2 separate regions of the Homo sapiens genome follow, and region 1 is linked to region 2. Evidence: chromatin loops called from intact Hi-C (ENCODE). Cell type or tissue: PC-3. All regions are shown on one strand. Links, peaks and the distances in the headings refer to the core of each region. The heading gives the core; the rest is flanking DNA.

Region 1 (5,381 bases), core at 301-5,300, 130 kb before region 2:
ACCACTCTCAGTGCTATACCTCAACTTTCTAGGTTAGATCTTTTTTTCCTGATCCCTAAAACAAGATCTAAAATAATCACTTGGCCTAAAATCTTTTTTTCTAATACTAATGACCTATATGAACTATAATCTGCTTAAATATGCAACAATGAAATAGGTGAGTGTGAATCCCCCAAAACACACTGATTAAAGAAGATCACATGAAATTCCAATGAATTCTTCTTAAAGAATCAGAGGAAGTTAATCAAGAGCCTAAATTAAGATAAAAATTCACAGAAAAAAAAGCCACAAGTAATAAAGAGCTTTAATCCTCAATGTATTCTGATCACCTTCACATTTTAGAAAAACTTACCTGAAGGACTTTTATCAGCACACATTGAGGAGGCCGTCTTTAGAGACAACTTAGTTTTTGAATAGGTAAAGAGACGGTGATTAAGAAAAAAGGGTGCAAGGAGTTTCTTAGTAGAATAAAGAAAAGCAACTGCGGAGTTAGAATGCTATGTCAAAAAGAAAATAATAAATTGAAATTACCATATAATTCACTAATTTTATTATCTATGCTAAATATAATTTTACATGTTCAAATTGGCTTAAATTTTCCCAACTTTTCCTACTTCTCAAAGCTCTATAGGAGTTGAAAGAAACACTTACTCATAATTTTTCACAAGCTGATAAAGGCAAAGAAGAATTCCTAGCCAACAAGCACTGTTATCGGACTGAAGATAAAAGCCAATTTTGTCCACAATGGCAGTCCAGCGGCTTGGATAATCATGTTTGATGATGTGATGAATGCATGTAGTAAGCTGTACCCTGGAAGCCAAAAAAAAACAGTAAGGAAAAAATCCTAACTAGGTAAGATTTTGCTAACCCATAGAAAGGAAAATAGCTGTTTAGACAAAATCTAATTTCAAAATAACCCAGTGATTTTAGATGTACACAGAATATATATGATTCAGAATAAGTCACTGAGCAAACGAAAACCAGCAAATGTTACAAATACAGGTGTTTTATTTTTCATTCCTATCATCAATAAACAAGTTTCATTTGAGAACATCAATTAGGCTGGGTGCGGTGGCTCACACCTGTAATCCCAACACTTTGGGAGGCCCAGGCGGGAAGATCACAAGGTCAAGGGATCAAGACCATCCTGGCCAACATGGTGAAACCCCATCTCTACTAAAAACACAAAAATTAGCTGGGCCTGGTCGTGCACACCTGTAATCCCAGCTACTCCGGGGGCTGAGGCCACTGTGCCCGGCCCACAAGTTTTATATGAAGTTTTTGGTTTCGTCAATGTGAAATCAAACTGTAGTAAGAAAACAAATTACAGGCCAGGCATGGTGGCTCACACCTGTAATCACAGTACTTTGTGAGGCCTAGGCAGGTGGATCACTTGAGGTCAGGTGTTCCAGACCAGCGTGGCCAACATGGTAAAACCTCGTCTCTACTAAAAATACAAAAATTAGCCAGGGATGCTGGTGCACGCCTGTAATCCCAGCTACTCGGGAGACTGAGGCAGGAGGATTGCTTGATCCCAGGAGTCAGAGGCTGTAGCGAGCCGAGATTGCGCCACCTCACTCCAGCCTGGGTGACAGAACAAGACTCAATCTTAAAAAAAAAAAAATGACTAAGGCATTCTCCTACAACAGCATCTGTTGGGTAAGTTTTCTGCTACAAAAAAAACAGGCCTATATGTTCTGAAAAGCCCCCAAAAGCCCCCCAGAAAAGCCGGGTGCAGTGGTTCACGCCTGTAATCCCAGCACTTTGGGAAGCCGAGGCAGTTGGATCACGAGGTCAGGAAATCGAGACCATCCTCGCCAACATGGTGAAACCCTGTCTCTACTAAAAATACAAAAATTAGCTGGGCGTGGTGCCATGTGCCTGTAATCCCAGCTACTCGTGGAGCTGAGAGGCAGGAGAATTGCTTGAACCTGGGAGGCGGAGGCTGCAGTGAGCAAGGATCGTGCCACTGCACTCCAGCCTGGCCACAGAGGGAAAGTCCATCTCAAAAAAAAAAAAAAAAAAAAAAAAAACCAAAAAACAAAAAACCCTGAAAGTTACACACCTGCAGAAATGGGTAAATTTTAAAAATACATACCTGATGAGCTCAGGAGAATGGATAATGGCTTCTACAATATTTTCTCGAATACAATGGCGATCTTCTTCTGGAATAGTATAAGGGGATATATCCCCTGGTGCTGTTTCTCGATCAGGCCAATACTGTGTTATCATATTTTTCAGATAGATAACACCTAAAATACAGATCAGTTTGACAAAAGAATGTTTACTGTGAAAGTACTGTGAAAATCCCACAAGTGTCCATACCTCAAGTATTTCTTTCACACTACCGTTTGTAAAGCTATGCTTTCATTAACAAAATACTACATTCAATTATTTTTAAAGTTGATAATGCACAAATTGAACACTGTTACAGCAATCAAGCACAAAGTTATTACGAATCACACAGCATAAGAAAACTCTGCAAATAAACAACCCCAGAGAAAACTGTTTTTTTTTAACGTCACAACACTTTTAACCCTGTTTTCTACAGGAGAGTTAAATTAAATCAAATCAGTTTTCTAAATGAAGCCTCTAAAGACAAAACCATCATACATATCCCAACATAGCTTCTACAACTAATCACACAAAGGTAATAAAAAAACCAGTTCTTATCACAGAAAAATAATAGCATATAAAGGTTCTTAATCTATAAATTTAAGTATTTCAATCCCATACCACTTCAAATTCAAATTATGTTATGGGAGAATTTACTGTGTTCAGAAATTACAGATTGCTATTTTTCTGTCAGTTATCATACTGCTACCTTTGCACATTGCTATTTGACAAAAGTTAACAAACTGATGAAGTGGTAAAATCCAGGCTGCTAGCAAAGCTTTTTACCCAGCACTTTCAGAGAGTGGGGGAGAACAGAGTCACAAATCTGTAAGATGTACTGTAAAGGGAAACTGTCCAAAATTAATTCTTAAATTCTGCAAAACACTCGATCTTCTCTAATTAGCAATTCTTATCTCAAGTCCTGTACTTATTTGAACAAGGATAACCGACAGAAATAGGATTTTTATATTCTAGTTTGCTTTAATTTAGGAATTAAATATTCCATATTATAGTAATTCAAATAGATTAAGATTATATATTAAAATACCCCTCAACAAGGTATTTTTATGAGATGGAGTCTTGCTCTGTCACCAGGCTGGAGTGCAGTGGTGCGATCTCGGCTCACTGCAACCTCTGACTCCCTAGTTCAAGCGATTCTCCTTGCCTCAGCCTCCCGAGTAGCTGGGTTTACAGGCATGCACCACCATGCCCAGGTAATTTTTGTATTTTTAGTAGAGACAAGGTTTCACCATGTTGGCCAGGATGGTGTCGCTCTCCTGACCTCGTGATCCACCCACTTCGGCCTCCCAAAGTTCTGGGATTATAGGCGTGAGCCAAGGTTTTAAAATAAACTACACCTACAATAAAGAATCAAATAGGACCAACAAAGTCCAGGTTATTACTACTACAGAATTTTGGTTCTTTTTCTCCAAAACAGAATAGAGACCAATACTAAGACCACACAACAGTCCCAATGTCTCTGGATGCAACCTCTGAATACTTCCATTCTAAGTAAAGAATGGAATATATGCTTATGTGATTCGGAATTTTAAACATTTTTTGCCCCAACAATACAGAATTTGGAATTGCACTGTAAGGATCTCATGATTCAGTCTACTCTAGCCAGAATGCTTGAGCAAAGACAGAATGAACTAATCATTCGAAATCCAGCAGATGAAACCACCATATGCCATGCACTACAGAAATCTCATTCAATTATTCCAAGAACATAATTTTTTTTTCTTTTTTGAGAAAGGGTCTCACTCTGTTTCCCAGACTGGAGTACAATGGCACAATCTCAGCTCACCACAACCTCCATCTCCCAGGCTCAAGCGATTCTCCTGCCTCAGCCTCCTGAGTAGCTGGGATTACAGGTGCATGCCACTACCACCCGGCTAATTTTTTTGTATTTTTAGTAGAGACAGGGTTTCACCATGTTGACCAGGCTGGTCTTGAACTCCTGACTTCAAATGATCCCCCATCTACGGCCTTCCAAAGTGCTGGGATTACAGGTGTGAGCCACCGTGGCCAGCCCCAAGTATATAACTTTTAAATTAATGATATTTTAAATTTTTTGACCAATTCCATAGTTTAACTCCTTCCAATTGTGTACACACTAAAACAATTTCCCAGTGTAATTTGTTTTTCTAATACACATAACCAAGTCTCTAGAATTTATTAATATCACTCCTAAAGGTCAAACACTTAACTTCTTAGTAAAAATTTGGATTTAAAGGCAGACTCTTATCTAAAAACGGGAAAATGTGAGCTTCACTAGTAAAAGATAAATGAGACTTGAATATATATAAAAAAGAAACAAGACCAGGCACAGTGGCTCACGTCTTTGATCCCAGCACTTTGGAAGGCTGAGGCGAGAGGATCACTTGAGGTCAGCAATTCAAGACCAGCCATAGTGGCTAACGCCTGTAAAGCTCAATACTTTGGAAGCCGAAACCAGCCGGGGAAACACAGTGAGACCCCGTCTCTACTAAAAAAAAAAAAAAAAAAAAAAAAAAAAGACCAGCCTCAGCAACATAGTGAGATTCCATCTCTACAAAATAAAATAATTAGATGGGTGTAGTGACACATGCCTGCAGCCCCAGATGTTTGGCAGGCTAAAGTAGAAAGATTATTTGAGCCCAGAAGTTTGAAGATTCAATGAGCTATAACTGAGTCACTGCACCCCGGCCTGGGCAAGGATCAAGACCCTGTGGAAGACAGGAAAGGAAGGAAGAGAAGGAGGGAAAGGAGGAAGGGAAGGAAGAAAGGAAGGGAAGGGAGGGAAAGGAGACAATAAAAATTACCCTTTTCTATTAAATTAGAAATATTTACAAAAAGATTTACTGCTGACCAGGGAGTTCAGTCATTTACATAAAATTGTTTGCTTTTAAAGAAGTCATGGCCAGGCATGGTGGCTCACGCCCATAATCCTAGCACTTTGGAAGGCCCAGGAAGGCAGATCACTTGAGCTCACAAGCTTGAGACCAGCCTGGACAATATGGCAGGACGCCATCTCTACAAAAAATACAACAATTATCAGGGCATGATGGTACGTGCCTACAGTCCCAGCTACTCAGGAGGCTGAGGTGGGAGGATGGCTTGAGCCTGGGAGGCAGAGTTTACAGTGAGTCAAGATGAGGCTACTGAGGGCCGGGGGCGGTGGCTCACGCCTGTAATCCCAGCACTTTGGGAGGCAGAGGCAGGGCAGATCACGAGGTCAGGAGATGGAGACCATCCTGGCTAACACGGTGAAACCCCATCTCTAC
Region 2 (5,381 bases), core at 144-5,143:
CATCTGATTTTTAGTTTTGCTGTCATCACCATCTCAGGATTAACAGGTGCATCCATTTATGTTTTAAAATCACCTCTTCAGTAATTAAACAAGGAATTTGTAAAATAAAATTTCCTATCAGATAGTTAAAGTAATACATTTAAGTGACAAGGGGAGAAGAAAGTAAAAATGGAAATTGGTATACTGTGAAAAGTGCTATCAATAGTTAAGGTAGACATCTTAGACATCTTATAAATTATTATACCAAGGGTAGCTGTAGATAATAGTAGTGTGGTAGGAAATTGTTGATCCAGCTAATTCATTCAATTTAATTGAATATTTTTTATCTTTAATAACTAAAATAGATATTTTTAAATTCTAGATTTTTTAAAGTAGTGTTGCAGGTTTTGTTAATGTTAGGCTTTTTTCAGAGCATAAACTGGAAAACTTAAAAAGAGATTTACATTTTCTTCCTCTTTTTTTTTTTTTTTTTTTTTCTGTTTTGAGACGGAGTCTAGCTCTGCCGCCCAGGCTGGAGTGCAGTGGCGCGATCTCCACTCACTGCAAGCTCCACCTCCTGGGTTCACGCCATTCTCCTGTCTCAGCCTCCTGAGTAGCTGGGACTACAGGCGCCCGCCACCATGCCCAGCTAATTTTTTTGTATTTTTAGTAGAGACGGGGTTTCACCGTGTTAGCCAGGATGGTCTCGATCTCCTGACCTCGTGATCTGCCCGCCTTGGCCTCCCAAAGTGCTGGGATTACAGGCGTGAGCCACCGCGCCTGGCCCATTTTCTTCCTCTTTTGAGGTAATGGATTTGTTTGGAGATGGCATGTTAGTAGACGACTGAATATGGAAAGGATATCAAGTTATCTATTTTGTTAATTTTATTTTTGTTTTTTATCATCTAGATTTTTATCATGGATTAGTCTGAAATTTAAAGTTCTGGCCAGTCGGTTTTCTTTCATCTTGTAGTTTTTACAGTATTTCCACTGTGCATATGCAAAATGGGTATTACATAACTGTATCATATTTGGTATTGATAATTTTTTTTTTTTTTGAGACGGAGTCTTGCTGTTGCCCAGGCTGGAGTGGAGTGCGTGGTGTGATCTCGGCTCACTGCAAACTCCGCCTCCTGGGTTCAAGCGATTCTCCTGGCCCAGCCTCCTGAGTAGCTGGGATTACAGGTGTGTGCCACCGTGCCCAGCTAATTTTTGTGTTTTTAGTAGAGACGGGGTTTCACCATGTTGGCCGGGCTGGTCTTGAACTCCTGACCTCAGGCTATATGCCCACTTCCACCTCCCAAAGTGCTGGGATTACAGGCATGAGCCACTGTGCCCAGCCTGGTATTGATAATTTATATTCAGATAATTTGTTATGGCTCTTTAATATCCCACAAGGGGCTCTAAAAAGCAAACATTCAAGAGTATGTAGTTTTTAGACATTAAGTTAATTATTTTAAACAGTGACAGCAAAACACAAGTGATTAAATATAGTTTATTTGTTCCAATGACTAAATTTTACCTCATTTATTAATCTGGTCATTAAGGAATATATTTAATAATATTATGTAATTATTCTTTTTATGCATGATACACCTAGAAAAATGCCTTTTGTTTCTATTGATGGCTTTGTTGTTTGGAGCTACTTTTGATTACTTATTGCAGTTTCCCAATTTAGTCTTTACTTTATCTAACTCACAAAGTAAAATTAACTGATCACATGGCAACTACTGTATTTAAATAGTTCTGGAAAAATGAAAGTGCTTTTTGCTGCTTGGTAAATGGGTAATGCCCTTGATTCCTTGACTGTAGGACATAGCTGATCTAAAGTACTCTGTCAGTTTTACCTTCACCCATGACTGTTATTAGTTGTCAAAGTTGAAAAGTACTTTAGCTGTGAGAAATCCTTGTATGTTTTTATTATAAGAGGTATAATCATCCTCAAAGCCTGTTTTTATTACATGATGTGGACTGATTATTTTTTCTATCACAGTGTTAACAGATGGATTTTATTGTAAATACAAAGAAAACATATTGATTATTGTAGTATTCTTATGTCACCTGGCCTTTTGCGTGAGATTATTTATTATTTCTAGCAAGGCTTTCTTCCTTTCTTATTGCCCAGAGACTGACTGATACATCTTTTGTTATTTTTACACATAAATTAAACATAGCCTTTTTGGACAAATTCACTAAATATTAATGTATAAAATGTAATTGAGTAAATTTTTATCAGAATTTTAAAAATAAAAGAGCTTAGACTCAGTAGAACTCAGTAGAAGCTTCACTATTTACTCCAGCGTGTGTAAATTGTACTTACTCTATTCTCAGAGTATATTTACTGTCCTTACCATTGATTCTTTCCCTTTGCTAATTTTTTTTTTTGTTAATGGTAGCTGCGACTTTAGGTGGGGTATATTTTCTTCTCCTAAGAGAATAGACAGTTTTTCCAGATTCATCATCATTGACTGTCAAGAAAGGACCCTTCAGCAAGGCTGTACCCTCAATGCAGTTGATGGCCTGTCTTCACGGATTTACAGACTTGGCCTGATGCCCATGTAAATTCAAGCTTTGGCTTGTGGTAACAACCACAAGAAGACAAGCATCTGTGGTGCGGAGGCAAGCAGGCTAACTAGGAGTTGACAAGCTAAGAAAGTGAAACTGTTCTTTCTTAGTTAACTGTCTTTCTCTGGAGCTCTGTTATTTTGAGTATAATATTTCCATGACACTTAGTAAATGCAAGCTAAAATGTAATAATAATAAATTGTATTGGAGAAACCTAAATGTCACATTTGGGATTTATTTCATGGAAGTACTTACATTAAAAAACTCTGGCCGAGCAAGGTGGCTCACGCCTGTAATCCCAGCACTTTGGAAGGTCGAAGCAGGTGGATCACCTGCAGTCAGGAGTTCAAGACCAGCCTGGCCATCACAGTGAAACCCCGTCTCTACTAAACATATGAAAAATTAGCCAGGTGTGGTGGCACACGCCTATAGTCCTAGCTACTTGGGAGGCTGAGGCAGAAGAATTGCTTGAACCCAGAAGGTGGAGGTTGCCATGAGATGAAATTGTGCCACTGCATTCCAGCCTGGGCAACAGAGCCAGACTCTGTCTCAAAAAACTAAAAACAAACTCTTCGTTGAATAAAAGTATATTCTTAAATTTCGATGTACATTTTCACCACTAAGAACAATGAAATGGCCGGGCACGGTAGCTCACACCTGTAATCCTAGCACTTCCAGAGGCCAAGGTGGGTGGATCACCTGAGGTCAGGAGTTCGAGACCAGCCTGGCCAACATGGAGAAACCCCGTCTCTACTAAAAATAAAAAATTAGTTGGGTGTGGTGGTGTGCACCTGTAATCCCAGCTACTTGGGAGGCTGAGGCAGGAGAGTCGCTTGAACGCGGGAGGCAGAGGTTGTAGTGAGCCAACATCACACCAGTGTACTACAGCCTGGGTGACAAAGTGAGACTCCATCTCAAAACAGGCCAGGCGCGGTGGCTCACGGCTGTAATCCCAGCACTTTGGGAGGCCGAGGCGGGTGGAGACAAGGTCAGGAGATTGAGACCATCCTGGCTAACATGGTGAAACCCCGTCTCTACTAAAAATACAAAAAATTAGCCCGGTGTGGTGGCGGCCGCCTGTAGTCCCAGCTACTAGGGAGGCTGAGGCAGGAGAATGGCATGAACCCGGGAGGCGGAGCTTGTAGTGAGCCGAGATGGCGCCACTGCACTCCAGCCTGGGCGAGAGTACGAGACTGTATCAAAAAAAAAAAAACAACAAAATATTTAAAAATTGTTTTTTTGAGGTGGAGTGTCTCTCTGTCGCCCAGGCTGGAGTGCAGTGGCGCCATCTCGGCTTATTGCAGACTCCGCCTCCCGGGTTCACGCCATTCTCCTGCCTCAGCCTCCCGAGGAGCTGGGACTCGCGCCTGCCACCTTGCCCGGCTGGTTTTTCGCACTTTTAGTAGAGACGGGGTTTCATCGTGTTAGCCAGGATCGTCTCGATCTCCTGATTTCGTGATCCGCCCGCCTCGGCCTCTCAAAGTCCTGGGATTACAGGCGTGAGCCACGGTGCCTGGCTAAAATATTTAAAACTTGTAATTGTTGGCTTTTGAGGTTTTTTTTTTTTTTTTTGGAGACAGAGTTTCGCTTTCGTTGCCCAGGCTGGAGTGCAACGGTGCGATCTTGGCTCACTGCAACCTCTGCCTCCCAGGTTCAAGCGATTCTCCTGCCTCAGCCTCCGGAGTAGTTGGGATTACAGGCACGTGCCACCCACCACACTCAGCTAATTTTGTATTTTTAATAGAAATGGGGTTTCTCCACGTTGGTCAGACTGAACTCCCGACCTCAGGTGATTCACCCTCCTAGGCCTCCCAAAGTGTTGGGATTACAGGCGTGAGCCACCAAGCCCAGCCGGCTTTTGAAGATTCTAAAGCAATTTAAATTGTTTAGGTAAGGCCGGGCACAGTGGCTCAGGACTGTAATCCCAGCACTTTTGGAGGCCAAGATGGGCAGATTACCTGAGGTCAGGAGTTTGAGACCAGCCTGGCCAACATGGTGAAACCCTGTCTCTACTAAAAATAACAAAAATTAGCTGGACGTGGTGGCTCACGCCTGTAGTCCCAACTACTCAGGAGGCTGAGGCAGGAGAATTGCTTGAAACCAGGAGGCGGAGTTTGCAGTGAGCACCACTGCACTCCAGCCTGGGCAACAGTGTGAGACCTTGTCGCTAAATAAATAGTTGAGGTAAGTAAATATTTCCTTTTTTTTTTTTTTTTGAGACGGAGTTTCGCTCTCATTGCCCAGGCTGGAGTGCAATGGCGTGATCTCGGCTCACCGCAACCTCCGCCTCCCAGGTTCAAGCAATTCTCCTGCCTCAGCCTCCCGAGTAGCTGGGATTACAGGCATGCACCACCACGCCTGGCTAATTTTGTATTTTTATAGTAGAGACGGGGTTTCTCCATGTTGAGGCTGGTCACGAACTCCGGACCTCAGGTGATCCGCCCGCCTCAGCCTCCCAAAGTGCTGGGATTACAGGCGTGAGCCACCGCGCCTGGCCAAGTAAATATTTCTAGTACATACAATGAGTTGTTTATGAAGGAATCTTTTTAAAGTTCTCTGGCTTTTTGAAAATGTGTATAATCAAAAGGGCTGAAGCTTTCCTGATAATCATTCGGTGGTCATAGTTAAGATGTTTAGAAGATACATCTCATTGCAGTTTTCAGTATTCTCATTATTATTTTTCTTTATCTGGGACAAACTTAGTCTGGGTGACTTGAGGCAGGATATTGCTTAAGCTCTCATCCTCATTTTTCTCATCTAGAATAAAGAGGTCTAAGGTCCAGGATCCTTACAGCTCAGACATGATAAGATTCTCTGAAATTAATGAAAGTTTAATA

Evidence for each region. A loop is a pair of places that touch in the nucleus more often than their neighbours do. Peaks named below come from ENCODE experiments on the same cell type or tissue, not always from the same donor. Only the 100,000 strongest peaks of a DNase experiment are listed, where the experiment ranks them.
Region 1: it touches region 2 in a loop (2.8-fold over the local background); 3 of 110 quality-filtered maps call a loop at or near these places.

Annotation. Positions count from the first base shown.
Region 1 is chr11:9,405,357-9,410,737 of GRCh38, reverse strand. IPO7 (importin 7) reads right to left here. Exons shown (of 25, transcript NM_006391.3): 3 at 2,099-2,252; 4 at 652-810. Among named protein-coding and RNA genes, the nearest start is that of SNORA23, 21 kb to the left of the region's middle. In PC-3, for the core only: no CTCF peak of the experiment used is centred there; no DNase peak of the experiment used is centred there.
Region 2 is chr11:9,278,036-9,283,416 of GRCh38, reverse strand. TMEM41B (transmembrane protein 41B) reads left to right here. Exons shown (of 7, transcript NM_015012.4): 7 at 1-2,763. Among named protein-coding and RNA genes, the nearest start is that of TRL-CAA5-1, 5.5 kb to the right of the region's middle. In PC-3, for the core only: no CTCF peak of the experiment used is centred there; a DNase peak (open chromatin) is centred at 2,566.